2 separate regions of the Homo sapiens genome follow, and region 2 is linked to region 1. A link is a contact called in ENCODE POLR2A ChIA-PET data. All regions are on one chromosome and are shown on one strand. Each heading gives the region's core, a stretch centred on a gene start or an enhancer-like site at or near the end of the contact. The rest is flanking DNA. Distances are from core to core; before and after follow the strand shown.

Region 1 (6,950 bases), core at 495-2,994:
AGACAAAGAGTCTCGCTTTGTCACCCAGGTTGGAGTGCAGGGGTGTGATCTCAGCTCACTGCAACCTCCACCTCCTGGGTTCAAGCAATTCTCTTGCCTCAGCCTCCCGAGTAGCTGGTATTACAGGCGTGTACCACCACGCCTGGCTAATTTTTGCATTTTTAGTAGAGACGGGATTTCGCCACGTTGGCCAGGCTGGTCTGGAACTCCTTACCTCAAGTGATCCACCCGCCTCAGCCTCCCAAAGTGCTGGGATTACAGGCGTGAGCCACCGTACCCAGCCAGAAGCTGCAGTTTTAAATAGGGTGGTCAGGGAAAGACTCACTGAGAGCAAAAAGCTGAAGGCAGTTAGGAGTAAGCTATGTGGATGTCTGCAGGCATGTTCCATGTACAGGGGACAGTAAGTGCAGGGACTCTGAGGCAGGGGCATGTGGTATGCAAGGGCTGCTCTGAGGGGAAGAGAGGGGATGGGGTTAGGAACAGCCCAGGCTGAACCTCCAAGGCCAAATCTGAAGGGCTCTGAGCTTGGTGAAGAAGGGGGAACGATCGTCCAGGTGTGACAGCCAGGGCTTTGAGTGTAGCATTTCTGACTTCCCAACCTTTTTTTTTTTTTTTTTTTTTTTTTTTAAACAGGGTCTGCTCTGATGCCCAGGCTGGAGTGCAGTGGTGCGATCATAGCTCACTGCAGCCTCGAACTCCTGGGCTCAAGTAATTTCCTGCCTGAGCCTCCGGAGTAGTTGGGACTATAGGCACACGCCACCACACCTGGCTAGTTTTTTAATTTTTTGTAGAGACGGGGTCTCACTATTTTGCCCAGGCTGGTGTCGAACTCCTGGTCTCAAGCAATCCTCCCTTCTCAGCCTCCCAAAGTGCGAGGATTACAGGAGTCAGCCACCACGGTGCTCGGTCCTGCCCGATTTCCCACTTTTGCGGAGATCGAACCTCTTTCACCACCATTTCATTAAGGTGGGCCTCAGCCCTGACTCAGGCTCAAAGGGAGGGAGGACAGGGCTCGGAGAGGGGAGGGGACTCAATGGGAGGAGGGGGACTTCTGGGAGGGGAGAGCAGCTTAGCTAAAGGCATGCAGGCTCACGGCCAGCGATGGGAACTGGAGGGAGAGCTGGAGAGGAATTTGAGCTTAGTTAGGCTTAAGGGCATCTTTTGGGTACCTTTGCGCAGGCAGTCCCTGGCTTCTGGGCCCAGCAATTCCTGGGCTGGACAACCCCACCGCCCGGACTCAGGCTGAGCCTGTGCGACGTGTGTACGGGAGGGGCAGAGCAGCAGGTGCGCGGCTCCTGCAAACAGCCGCGGCCACGCCCACCCTGGTCCTCCCCGCCCCGCCGTTCCGGGGTAATTGGCAGCGCCCCCATCCCCACGCGGCACGTGCCAAAAGCGCCCAAAGTGGTGAGGAGAGAGAAGCCGTGTCAAATTCTTTGGGATTTGCACCCCAAGCCCCTGACGCATCCCGTCCTCGGTTTTGCCCCGGAGAATTCATTCCCGAGCAGAGAGGGACAAGGACCGAGGGGCGGGGGCTGGGTCAGGTCCCGCCCTTCCTTGGCAACCCCCCTACCCCGGCGTTGTGGGCCGCGCAGGGCCAAGTCCTTCCTCCCAGGACGCTCGGTGAAGGTGGGAGGCAGGGGCCACGTCACTGTCCTTAGGCCCTGGAGAGCGCGGCTCCGCCCCTACCGCCCCCACCGGAGCGCTGGGCACTTAGCTAAGACGCACCGGCCCCAGCCCAGGGCCAGCCCAGTCGCCGCCGCCCGCCCACAAAGCCACAGGCAGGTGCAGGCGCAGCCGCGGCGAGAGCGTATGGAGCCGAGCCGTTAGCGCGCGCCGTCGGTGAGTCAGTCCGTCCGTCCGTCCGTCCGTCGGGGCGCCGCAGCTCCCGCCAGGCCCAGCGGCCCCGGCCCCTCGTCTCCCCGCACCCGGAGCCACCCGGTGGAGCGGGCCTTGCCGCGGCAGCCATGTCCATGGGCCTGGAGATCACGGGCACCGCGCTGGCCGTGCTGGGCTGGCTGGGCACCATCGTGTGCTGCGCGTTGCCCATGTGGCGCGTGTCGGCCTTCATCGGCAGCAACATCATCACGTCGCAGAACATCTGGGAGGGCCTGTGGATGAACTGCGTGGTGCAGAGCACCGGCCAGATGCAGTGCAAGGTGTACGACTCGCTGCTGGCACTGCCACAGGACCTTCAGGCGGCCCGCGCCCTCATCGTGGTGGCCATCCTGCTGGCCGCCTTCGGGCTGCTAGTGGCGCTGGTGGGCGCCCAGTGCACCAACTGCGTGCAGGACGACACGGCCAAGGCCAAGATCACCATCGTGGCAGGCGTGCTGTTCCTTCTCGCCGCCCTGCTCACCCTCGTGCCGGTGTCCTGGTCGGCCAACACCATTATCCGGGACTTCTACAACCCCGTGGTGCCCGAGGCGCAGAAGCGCGAGATGGGCGCGGGCCTGTACGTGGGCTGGGCGGCCGCGGCGCTGCAGCTGCTGGGGGGCGCGCTGCTCTGCTGCTCGTGTCCCCCACGCGAGAAGAAGTACACGGCCACCAAGGTCGTCTACTCCGCGCCGCGCTCCACCGGCCCGGGAGCCAGCCTGGGCACAGGCTACGACCGCAAGGACTACGTCTAAGGGACAGACGCAGGGAGACCCCACCACCACCACCACCACCAACACCACCACCACCACCGCGAGCTGGAGCGCGCACCAGGCCATCCAGCGTGCAGCCTTGCCTCGGAGGCCAGCCCACCCCCAGAAGCCAGGAAGCCCCCGCGCTGGACTGGGGCAGCTTCCCCAGCAGCCACGGCTTTGCGGGCCGGGCAGTCGACTTCGGGGCCCAGGGACCAACCTGCATGGACTGTGAAACCTCACCCTTCTGGAGCACGGGGCCTGGGTGACCGCCAATACTTGACCACCCCGTCGAGCCCCATCGGGCCGCTGCCCCCATGCTCGCGCTGGGCAGGGACCGGCAGCCCTGGAAGGGGCACTTGATATTTTTCAATAAAAGCCTTTCGTTTTGCACTCGCTGGAGCCTCCTTGTTCCCAGCGCCTCCACCTCCCTGCAGAGCTCCCCCTCGGGGCGGCCTTGGCTGGATCTCGCTCTCCCGGATGGAGCTTAGAGGGAAGATGGGGTTGTAAGCTGAGCTTGGTGATGGCGGGGTGGTCACTTGCCCACTCCCTGGGGATTCGGAAGACAGCCTGTGAGGCCAAAGCCAGCGCCCAATCTAGGAAGCAGGCATGAGCACTTTCCGCACGCCATGGCTGGGGATGGGAGGGGAAGGTGGCAGAGATGTGCCCCTGGGTCTGTGCTGGGAGCCCGGACCCCGCACAATACCCGACACATTCGGAATCTCCCGTGCGCCTTGTGAAAGAGCGCATTCCGTACTGCCATTTCCTATTGGAAAAACGAAAACAAAAAGACCTATTGTTTGGATAAAACACGCCACCAAAAGTAAAACCGGGCCAAATCTTCTCACCTGGGGGAGAGATGAGAAAGGGTCCCCATCTCCTTCCTGGGACCCTCAAGGGAGGGAAAGAGGGAGGACTTAGAAGGGGTATCTCAGAGGGGCTTGAGGCCGGGTCTCACTGGCTCACTCCTAGAGGACGAGGTGGGAGGCTCGCTTGAGCCCAGGAGTTCGAGACCAACCTGGGCTACATAGCAAGACCCTATCTCTACCAAAAAAAAAAAAAATTAACTGGGTATGATGGCATACACCTGTGGTCCCAGCTACTCAGGAGGCTGAAGCAGGAGGATGGCTTGAGCCCAGGAGGTAAAGGCTACCGTGAGCTATGATTGTGCCACTGCACTCCAGCTGGGGCAACAGAGTGAGACCCTGTCTCAAAAACAACAACGACAAAACACACACACACACACACACACACACACACACACACACACCCCAGAGGAGTGGTTAAGGTGAACAGTGTGGAGAGGCACTGGTGCCTTGGAGAAAACACAGGAGATTCAGGCGGGAAAAGGGGCCTGAACCCAGGCACAGGGTGACTTGGTGGGGGCGAGAGATTCAAATGACTGGATGGAACATAAAGGGAGACAGGAAGTGTCAGTAAAGCCCAGGACTCCAGCAAGCAAAGGCCAAGTCATGGAGAGTCCGTATGTGGAATTACAAACTTTGAACCTTACTCTGGGTGTAGGGAGTCATGAAAGGGGAAGTACCTGGTCAGATGCTTTTAACCTCTCCAGCAGCCCCTGTGGAACTGGGATTCAAGGAGAAAGATAAAGGAGGGGAACCACCTAACAGGATATGCCGCCATCTTGGAGTGAAATGATGGTGGCCAGAAATTAGGCAGGGGCAGGGAGTGGGGGCAGAACCTGACAGGGGCTGTTAAAGTGGGCAGGACCCGGGAGCCATTTGGATGTGCAGGGTGAGAGAGGCGAGAATCTAGAAAAGAAGGCTGGAATCTGGGAGTTTCAACTTAGGTCACTGATTGGATAGTGGTATCATTTACCAAAATAGGAGACGGAAAGATGATGGGTTCCATTTTGAACGTATAGAGTTTGGTGAGGCCAGGGCATGGTGGCTCACGCCTGTAATCCCAGCACTTTGGGAGGCCAAGGCTGGAGAGTATCTTCAGCCTAGGAGTCCGAGACCAGCCTGGGTAGCATAGTGAGACCCCATCTCTACAAAAAAATTAAAAATTAGCTAGGTGTGGTGGTATATGCCTGTAATCCCAGCTACATGGGAGGCTGAGGTGGGAGGTTTACTTGAGCCCAGGAGATTGAGGCTGCAGCGAGTAGAGAATGCACCACTGCAATCCAGCCTGGGCGACAGAGTGAGATCTTGTCTCAAAAAATAAATAAATAAAAATAAAATAAATGTAGAGTTTGGCGAGTCTGGAGAACGTCCTGGCAGAGACGTCCAGGAAGTAGGATGACGTCTAGAGATCTCGTAAACCTGAAAGTCGTTGCATAGGGATGGCAACCGAAACCAGGGTCGGGGAAGAAGTCAGTCTAGAAACTCACAGAACAAAAAGAGTTTCAAGGAGGTGGGTGTGGGCAACAGTGTCTGAGGTTGCAGGAGTGGTCAGGCAAGATGAGACCTGAGGAATAGCCACGGAATTCACAGTAGCCAGGTGGTCATTGGTGGCCTTAGCAAGAGGTGTGGAAACGGAAACACTAGATGGAAAAGGGAGTGGGAGGCGAGAGTTGAAACCAGGAGCCGTAGACAATGCGTGCAAGAGATTTGCATAGAAAGGGAATTGTGGCTGGGAGCAGTGGCTCACGCTTGTAACCCCAGCACTTTGGGAGGCCGAGGCGTGGCAGGGGTTGGGGTGAGGGGGATAGCTTGAGCCCAGGAGTTCAAGACAAGCCTGGCCAACATGGTGAAACCCCAACTCTACTAAAAATACAAAAATTAGCCAGGCATGGTGGTGGGCACTGTAGTCCCAGTACTTTGGGAGGATCACTTGAGGTCAGGAGTTCGAGACCAGCCTGGTCAACATGGTGAAACCCCATCTCTACCAAAAATATTAAAAATTAGCCGGGTGTGGTGGCACACGCCTGTAATCCCAGCTACTTGGGAGGCTGAGACAGGAGAATTGCTTGAACCCAGGAGGCAGAGGTTGCAGCAAGCCGAGATCGCACCACTGCACTCTAGCCTAGGTGACAGAGACAGACTCTGTCTTAAAAAAAAAAAAAAAAAAAAAAAAAAGTAGGGGGGTATTGTGGCTGGGGGCAGTGGCTCACGCTTGTAATCCCTGCACTTTGGGAGGCCAAGACGGGAGGATCACCTGATGTCAGGAGTTCAAGACCAGCCCTGCCAACATGATGAACTGGTTGCAGTGAGCTGACATCTCACCGCTGCACTCCAGCCTGGGCAGCAGAGCGAGACTCTGTCTCAAAAAAAAAGAAAAGAAAGGGACTTGTAGGTCGAGCCAGCAACTTGAAGGGAAACGAGGGTTGCACATGTATTTGGGCACTGGGGAGACTTGAAATTTTTTTTTTTTTTAGACAGAGTCTCACTCCATCACCCAGGCTGGAGTGCAGTGGCGTGATCTGGGCTCACTGCAACCTCCACCTCCTGGGTTCAAGCAATTCTCCTGCCTCAGCCTCCCAAGTAGCTGGGGTTATAGGTGTGTGCCACCACACCTGGCTCATTTTTTGTATTAGTAGTAGAGACGGGATTTCACCACATTGGCCAGGCTGGCATCAAACTCCTGATCTCAGGTGATCTGCCTGCCTGGGCTCCCAAAGTGCTGGGATTATAGTACAGGCGTGAGCCACTGCGCCTGGCCCAATTTTTTTTTTTTTTTTTTTTTTTTGAGACAGAGTGCAGGCTGGAGTGCAATGGCGAAATCTCGGCTCACCGCAACCTCCGCCTCCCAGGTTCAAGCGATTCTCCTGCCTCAGCCTCCCAAGTAGCTGGAATTACGGGCATATGCCACCATGCCTGACTAATTTTGTATTTTTAGTAGAGACAGGGTTTCTCCATGTTGGTCAGGTTGGTCTCAAACTCCCGACCTCAGGTGATCCGCCTGCCTCAGCCTCCCAAAGTGCTGGGATTACAGGCGTGAGCCACCATACCCAGCTGGCCTTTTTTTTTTCTAAATTATTGTATCTCAAATGTTTTGGATACTGGGCATGATGGCTCATGTCTGTAATCCTAGCACCTTGGGAGGCCAAGGTGGGAGGATCATTTGAGGCCAGGAGATTGAGACCAGCCTGGACAATATAGCAAGGACCCCATCTCTACAAAAAAATTTAAAAGTTAGCCAGGCATGGTGGTGCATGCCTGTAGTCCCAGTTACACGGGAGGCTGAGATGGGAGGATCACTTGAGCCAAGGAGTTCGAGGCTACAGCAAGCTATGATTTCACCACTGCACTCCAGCCTGAGTGACAGGCTGTCTCTAAAAACACAAACACAAACACAGCCTGGGCAACATAGCAAAACCCCATCTCTACAAAGCATACAAAAATTAGCTGGGCGTGGTGGCAG
Region 2 (6,499 bases), core at 805-3,304, 830 kb before region 1:
GGACCCGACCCCCTGCGAGGCGCCTGGAACGCCGCACCTAGATGCTTGCACTGGGTGCAAGGAAAGCAAAACAGATTTTAAATCCAGAGTCACAGGATCGGGGGTGGGGGATGGGTTACAGGACGTGAGGGTTGAAGGCAAGGTGGCAGCTGCAAGGACTCTTCAGATCATCTTGACTTCATAGGCAGTTTCTGCTTGGAGGTGGTGGCCAGTTGAGGAGGTCACTCCTGCCCCCATCCTGGAGTGGAAAAAGTGGGCCCGGCCCAGGGCAGGGGCTGAGGGTGGAGTGGAGGCGCCTGGTGGCACTGGGAGCCACTAGGAGGTGGGAGGGAGGAAGGTGAGGCTGGCAGCTGACTGGGTGGGGGGTTTGCACCAGCGGAGAGGGGGTGGCTGTGCCAGGCACGTGGTTTCTAGCGTCTTTCCAGGAGGAAGTGTGGTCTGGAAGGCTGGGATGGGGCCTTCCTCCCAGCTCTGGGCATGGATGGGACTGACCCTGAGGACTGGCAGAAGCCCTGGACTAAAGTTTTGACCATTTCCTCAGCTGATTCAGAACTCAGTCCCTCCAAGCCACAGGCCTCATTCTGGGCCCTGGGTGGACGGTTAGAGCCAGATCCTGGGACCACCCTGACCCCTGACTCTCCAGAACCCCTCGTCCACCCGACTGGCTGACCCTCTAGTTATTTTCTCCACCTGGCCCAAACCACTGCCATCTCTCTCTCTCTCTCTTTTTTTGAGACGGAGTCTCGCTCTGTTGCCCAGGCTGGAGTGCAGTGGTGCGATCTCAGCTCACTGCCAATCTCTGCCTCTTGGGTTCAAGAGATTCTTCTGCCTCAGCCTCCAGAGTAGTTGGGATTACAGGTGTCCACCACCATGCCCAGCTAATTTTTGTATTTTTAGTAGAGACAGGGTTTCACCATGTTGGCCAGGCTGGTCTCGAACTCCTGGCCTCAGGTGATCCACCCACCTCAGCCTCCCAAAGTGCTGGGATTACAGGCATGAGCCACTACGCCTGGCCTCTACTGCTATCTTCTGTTGGAGCCTCCCAGGTGGTCTTCTGATGTATTCCTCCCTTCCTTCTCCGACATCTCTCAGCGGGCAGGGGCACCCTTCCAAAATGCAGACCTAGGCCTGGCTCTCCCCCAGGTACTTCCTGCTGTGGGTCTCATTTGCCTTCTGGAAATTGCCTTGGCCCGGCTTATGAGGCCTTCCACGTGGGTCGGTGAGAAAAAGTACGCAGCTCTGTCCCAGAGTGCATGGCTGGGCAGGTGTAACCCAGGCTGGATGTCTGCCTCTGCCCACCACTTCAGCCCGGCACCATGTGTAGGAGACACCTGCTTAGCGTCCTCGGGAACCCTGACTAAGTCCACACCTGCCCTGACATGTCACCTCCAGCCACCCTGTGTCTGCTCTGGTGACACCTTCTTATTCCTGGAACGTACCCAGTCCCTGTCCAGCTCCGTTTTTGCCCACATCGCTCTCGTCTTAAACACCCACCTACCTCAGCCCTCCTCTCTTTGTCCCCCCAAAGCCTCACTTGCTCTTCAAGCCTCAGCTTCAAGGACTCTTCCTACTTTCTGCACTAGGTGAGGCCCCCCCGCTTTGTTTTTTCAGAGGCAGGGTCTTGCTCTGTTGCCCATGCTCAAGAGCAGTGGTGCAATCACGGCTCACTGCAGTGTCAAACTCTTGGTCTCAAACAATCCTCCTGCCTCAGCCTCCAGAGTAGCTGGGACCACGCACACACCACCATACCCAGCTAATTAACATTTTTTAGAGAAAGGGTTCCACTATGTTGTCTAGGCTGGTCTTGAACTCCTGGCCTCAAGCGATCCTCCCACCTTGGCCTCCCAAAGCACTGGGATTACAGGCCTGAGCCACCGCACCAGCCCTACTCTGTTTTGTACTCCCTGGCAGCTGCCTCCCCAATTAGGACACTCAGCTGCTTGGCCTCCCCAGCCAGAAGGGCAGGGCTCAGTAAATATGTGTCACCCAATAAGCAGGGACTGGGTGCCAGGCCTTGGACGCCTGCCACGCTCTTGTGACTTGTCTTTCTGCCTTCAGTCTTGTCCCTTCCTTCAACTTCCCACCTGCCCCTAAAGTGGTCTTTCTGAGACACAGCTGGGACCCCATCACTCTGCTTGTCAGGTATCCAGAGCTCTATCCAAAATCATCCCAGGCTGGGCATGGTGGCTCACGCCTCTAATCCCAGCACTCTGGGAGGCTGGGGCAGGAGGATGGCTTGAGCCCAGGAATTTGCAGCCAGCCTGGGCAACATAACCCAAGACCCCATCTCTACAAAAAAATCAAAAAATTAGCTGGGTGTGGTGGCTCACACCTGTAGTCCCAGCTACTCTGGAGGCTGAGGCAGGAGGATTACTTGAGCCCAGGAGTTTGAGGCTGCAGGAAGATATGATCGTGCCACTGCATTCCAGCCTGGGGACACAGAAAGAACTTGCCTCTGAAAAAAGAAAACTTGTCCTGCCCCCACCCCACCCCCCTTTTTTTTTGAGATGGAGTTTCATTCTTGTTGCCCAGGCTGGAGTGCAATGGTACAGTCTCGGCTCACTGCAACCTCTGCCTCCTGGGTCCAAGCAATTCTCCTGCCTCTGCCTTCCAAGTAGCTGGAATTACAGTTGCGCGCCACCACACCTGGCTAATTTTTTTGTATTTTTAGTAGAGATAGGGTTTCATCATGTTGGCTGGGCTGGTCTCGAACTCCTGACTTCAGGCGATCTGCACACCTTGGCCTCTCAATGTGCTGGGATTACAGGCGTGAGCCACCGCACCTGGTCTCCAAACCCCTTTTTGAAGAAGCCTCCCATCCAGCCACAGTGCTTCACTGGGATGGGCCCCTCCCTCTCTGACATTTACCATATTTAACACTTTTTTTTTTTTTTGAGACAGGGTCTTGCTTTGTCGCCCAGGCTGGAGTGCAGTGGTGTAATCATGACTCACTACAGCCTCAACCATCTTTACTCAAGCAATCCTCCTCCTGCCTCAGCCTCCTGAGTAGCTGGACTCCAGGTGTGTGCACCACCACGCCTGGCTAATTTTTGTGCTTTTGTTTTGTTTTTTTGAGACGGACTTTTGTTCTTCTTGCCCCAGCTGCAGTGCAATGGCGTGGTCTCAGCTCACTGCAACCTCTGCCTCCCAGGTTCAAGTGATTCTCCTACCTCAGCCTCCTGAGTAGCTGGGATTACAGGTTCCCGCCACCACACCTGGCTAATTTTTGCATTTTTAGTAGAGATGGGGTTTCACCATGTTGGCCAGGCTGGTCTCGAACTCCTGACCTCAGGTGATCCACCCGCCTCGGCCTCCCAAAGTGCTGGGATTACAGGCATGAGCCATCATGCCCGGCCTCATTTTTGCATTTTCGTACAGACGGGGTCTCCTTATGTTGCCCAGGCTAGTCTCAAACTCCTGACCTCAGGTGATTCACCCGCCTCAGCCTCCCAGAGTGCTGGGATTACAGGTGTAAGCCACATTTAACATTTTCTAGAGAAAGGGTTCTACTATGTTGCCTAGGCTCATCTCAAACTCCTGGTCTCAAGCAATCCTCCCACCTTGGCCTCCCAAAGCATCGGTATTACAGGCCAATGAGGTCGAACTCCTGACCTCAAGCAATCCACCCACCTCGACATCCCAAAGTGCTGGGATTCCAGGCATGAGCCACCACGCCCGGCCCCGTGGCACATTTTCCTTCCGTGGCTTTTCTTCTTGAGGTCACGTGCTCCCAGGAGCACAGAGAGCTCTGGGGTCTTCCTGGACACTACCTCTGCTGTGATGAAGAAGGAGGGCCTTGGCAGGCCACCTGAGCTGCGTTTCCTGACCCTGTCCCCAGTGACAGCTGCGGCCACGATCCAAAAGAGAACATGAAACAGTGACCGTAAAAGTAAAGGCAACACTCTTTTTTTTTTTTTTCTTTTTTTACTTATTTAAAAAGGCCTTGGTGGCAGGAATATAGTGTAAAAATCATTGGAAAAACTAAAAGGCATCGATACATATCCGAATATACATTTTGTACATAAATTACATTTCCTTTAGTCTTTCTGAGTGAGGTCCTGATTCAGTACTGAGGTCTAGTAATTAAGAGGTCCCGGGAGCTGCACGTTCAGGCCGGCATAGTCCACCATGTACATTGGCCATTGCTAGAGAGAGGGACAAAGGGACTGGATTAGGACTCCAGGTGATGCGGAACAAACCCAAAATGCTTAGTTCTGCTTTTGGAAGAGCTTTCTCAGAGGCTATTTATTTATATTTTTTATTTTTTTGAGATGGAGTTTCACTCTTCTGCCCAGGCTGGAGTGCAGTGATGCAATCTCGGCTCACTGCAACCTTGGCCCCGCGGGTTCAAGCGAGTCTCCTGCCTCAGCCTCCCGAGTAGCTGGGATTATAGGCGCCCGCCACCATGCCCGGCTAATTTTTCTATTTTTAGTAGAGACGGGGTTTTGCCATGTTGGCCAGGCTGGTCTTGAACTCCTGAGCCTCAAGTGATCCGCCTGCCTCGGCCTCCCAAAGTGCTAGGATTACAGGCGTGAGCCACCACACCCAGCCTATTTATTTATTTTTGAGATGGAGTCTCGTTCTCTTGCCCAGGCTGGAGTGCAATGGGACGATCTTGGCTCACTGCAGCCTCAATCCCCTTGGGCTCAAATGATCCTCCTGCCCCAGCCTCCCAAGTAGCTGCGACCACAGGCACGTGCCACCATGCCTGGCTAATTTTTTTTTCTGAGACAGTGTTTCACTCTTGTTGCCCAGGCTGCAGTGCAATGGCGCGACCTCGGCTCATTGCAACCTCTGCCTCCCAGGTTCAAGCGATTCTCCTATCTCAGCCTTCCAAGTAGCTGGGATTACAGGCATGAGCCACTATGCCCCACTTTGCCCGGCTAATTTTGTATTTTTAGTAGAGATGGGGTTTCCCCGTGTTGGTCAGCCTGGTCTCAAACTCCTGACCTCAGGTGATCCACCCGACTTGACCTGCCAAAGTGCTGGGATTACAGGCGTGAGCCACTGCACCCGCCAGCCATGTCTTTTCATGTCTCCAGCTCTGGTGCGGCTGAAGGGTGTGGGCAGGTGGACCTCAGCCGGCCCATCTGCCCAGCGAGGATGTGAATTCCTGCCTGAGTGCCTGTGAGTACCCCACGAGAAGGATGGGCTACCTCTTGGGTGAGACAGGTGGATGCATCTATAACCCCCGAGGCCGGAAGGTCCCCACTCAAAGCCCAGTGCCTCCCCGTCCCCTGGGCCCACATCCCAGAGTAGACGGCCCTGCCAGACAGAGGGGTGAGGGCCACAGAGATGAGTGCCGGAGTCCAAATCGGTGCAACTTTACCACGAGTGAGATCTGGTTGGCCGATGCCACTGAATCCGGGTTAGAGGACGAGGAAGAGGAAGACGAGGAGGAAGAGGAGACGGAATTTCCTTCCGAGACCCGCTTTCTCTTGCGCTTGGGAATGCTGCTGTCTTTGGCTGGAAGGAGGGGAAAAGGCTGTTGACACTGGAAGCTGAGGCTTTTCTGTCTCAGCCTCCTGAGCTCCCTGGAAAAGTGCTCTGTCTTAAGGTTTCGAGTCCCCCTTTCAGGATTTCAGGCTCCTGATCCCCTGGGGGTCAGGGCCCACCTGTCCAGAGCCCACATGTCCAGCCTCCTTCCCAAAGCAAGCCCGAGGGCCCACTCTCCCCGGCCTCCTGCTCTTGCTGGCCTGCCTGCCTTTGCTAACACCGTATCCTCATCCCCATGTGTCCCTCCTCCTCCCCAGCAAGCTCACCCCTTAGGCCCTAGGTCCTCTCTCTTTCTGGTTTTTTGAGATGGAGTCTCGCTCTGTCACCCAGCCTGGAGTCCAGTGGCGCGATCTTGGCTCACTGCAACCTTTGCCTTCTGGGTTCAAGCGATTCTAGTGCCTGAGCCTCCCAAGTAGCTGGGGTTATAGGTGTCTGCCACCACGTCCAGCTAATTTTTTTGTATTTTGAGTAGAGATGGGGTTTCACCGTGTTGGGCAGGCAGCTCTTGAACTCCTGACCTCAAGTGATCCATCCACCTCGGCCTCCCAAAGTGCTGGGATTATAGGCATGAGCCATCGAACCTGGCCTATATTGTTTTTTAGGGTCTCACTCTGTTGCCCAGGCTGGAGTGCCATGGTGCAATCGTAGCTCACTGCAGCTTCCAAGTCCTGGGCTCAAGCAATCCTCCCACCTCAGGTTCCCGAGTAGCTGGGACTATACGTGCGCGCCACCATGCCTGGCTAACTTTTTGTATTTCTGCATCATTATGTTGCCCAGGCTGGTCTCCAATTCCCAACCTCAAGCAATCCTCCTGCCTCAGCTTCCCTAAATGCTGAGATTACAGGCATGAGCCACCGTGCCTGGCTCATGGCAACAATATTAATCGCATTCTCAGTTTCTGAGTATTTTCTGGGTGCTGGGCACTGTGCTAAATGCTTTGCACATTGTCTGCTGGGATCCTCCCAGCAACCCTCCAAGATCCTATTCACATTTCACTCACGAG

Evidence for each region. ChIA-PET counts read pairs that join two places held with the same protein, here RNA polymerase II (POLR2A).
Region 2: POLR2A ChIA-PET joins it to region 1 with 12 read pairs in HEK293. The contact joins the enhancer-like site here to the promoter of CLDN3 in region 1. POLR2A ChIA-PET finds 5 or more read pairs at or near these places in 2 of 52 experiments (CD4-positive, alpha-beta memory T cell and HEK293).

Annotation. Positions count from the first base shown.
Region 1 is chr7:73,765,064-73,772,013 of GRCh38, reverse strand. CLDN3 (claudin 3) reads left to right here and starts at 1,744. Exons shown (of 1, transcript NM_001306.4): 1 at 1,744-3,017. The coding sequence starts at 1,965. The coding sequence ends at 2,627.
Region 2 is chr7:74,600,011-74,606,509 of GRCh38, reverse strand. It overlaps GTF2IRD1 (GTF2I repeat domain containing 1), which reads right to left. Exons shown (of 27, transcript NM_005685.4): 26 at 5,330-5,466; 27 at 3,905-4,145. The coding sequence ends at 4,077. Among named protein-coding and RNA genes, the nearest start is that of MIR10525, 7.3 kb to the right of the region's middle. RefSeq lists a silencer at 1-12. Within about 2 kb of position 2,054, at least 9 of the 41 ENCODE cell types and tissues checked have a DNase peak (open chromatin) inside an H3K27ac peak, as active enhancers do.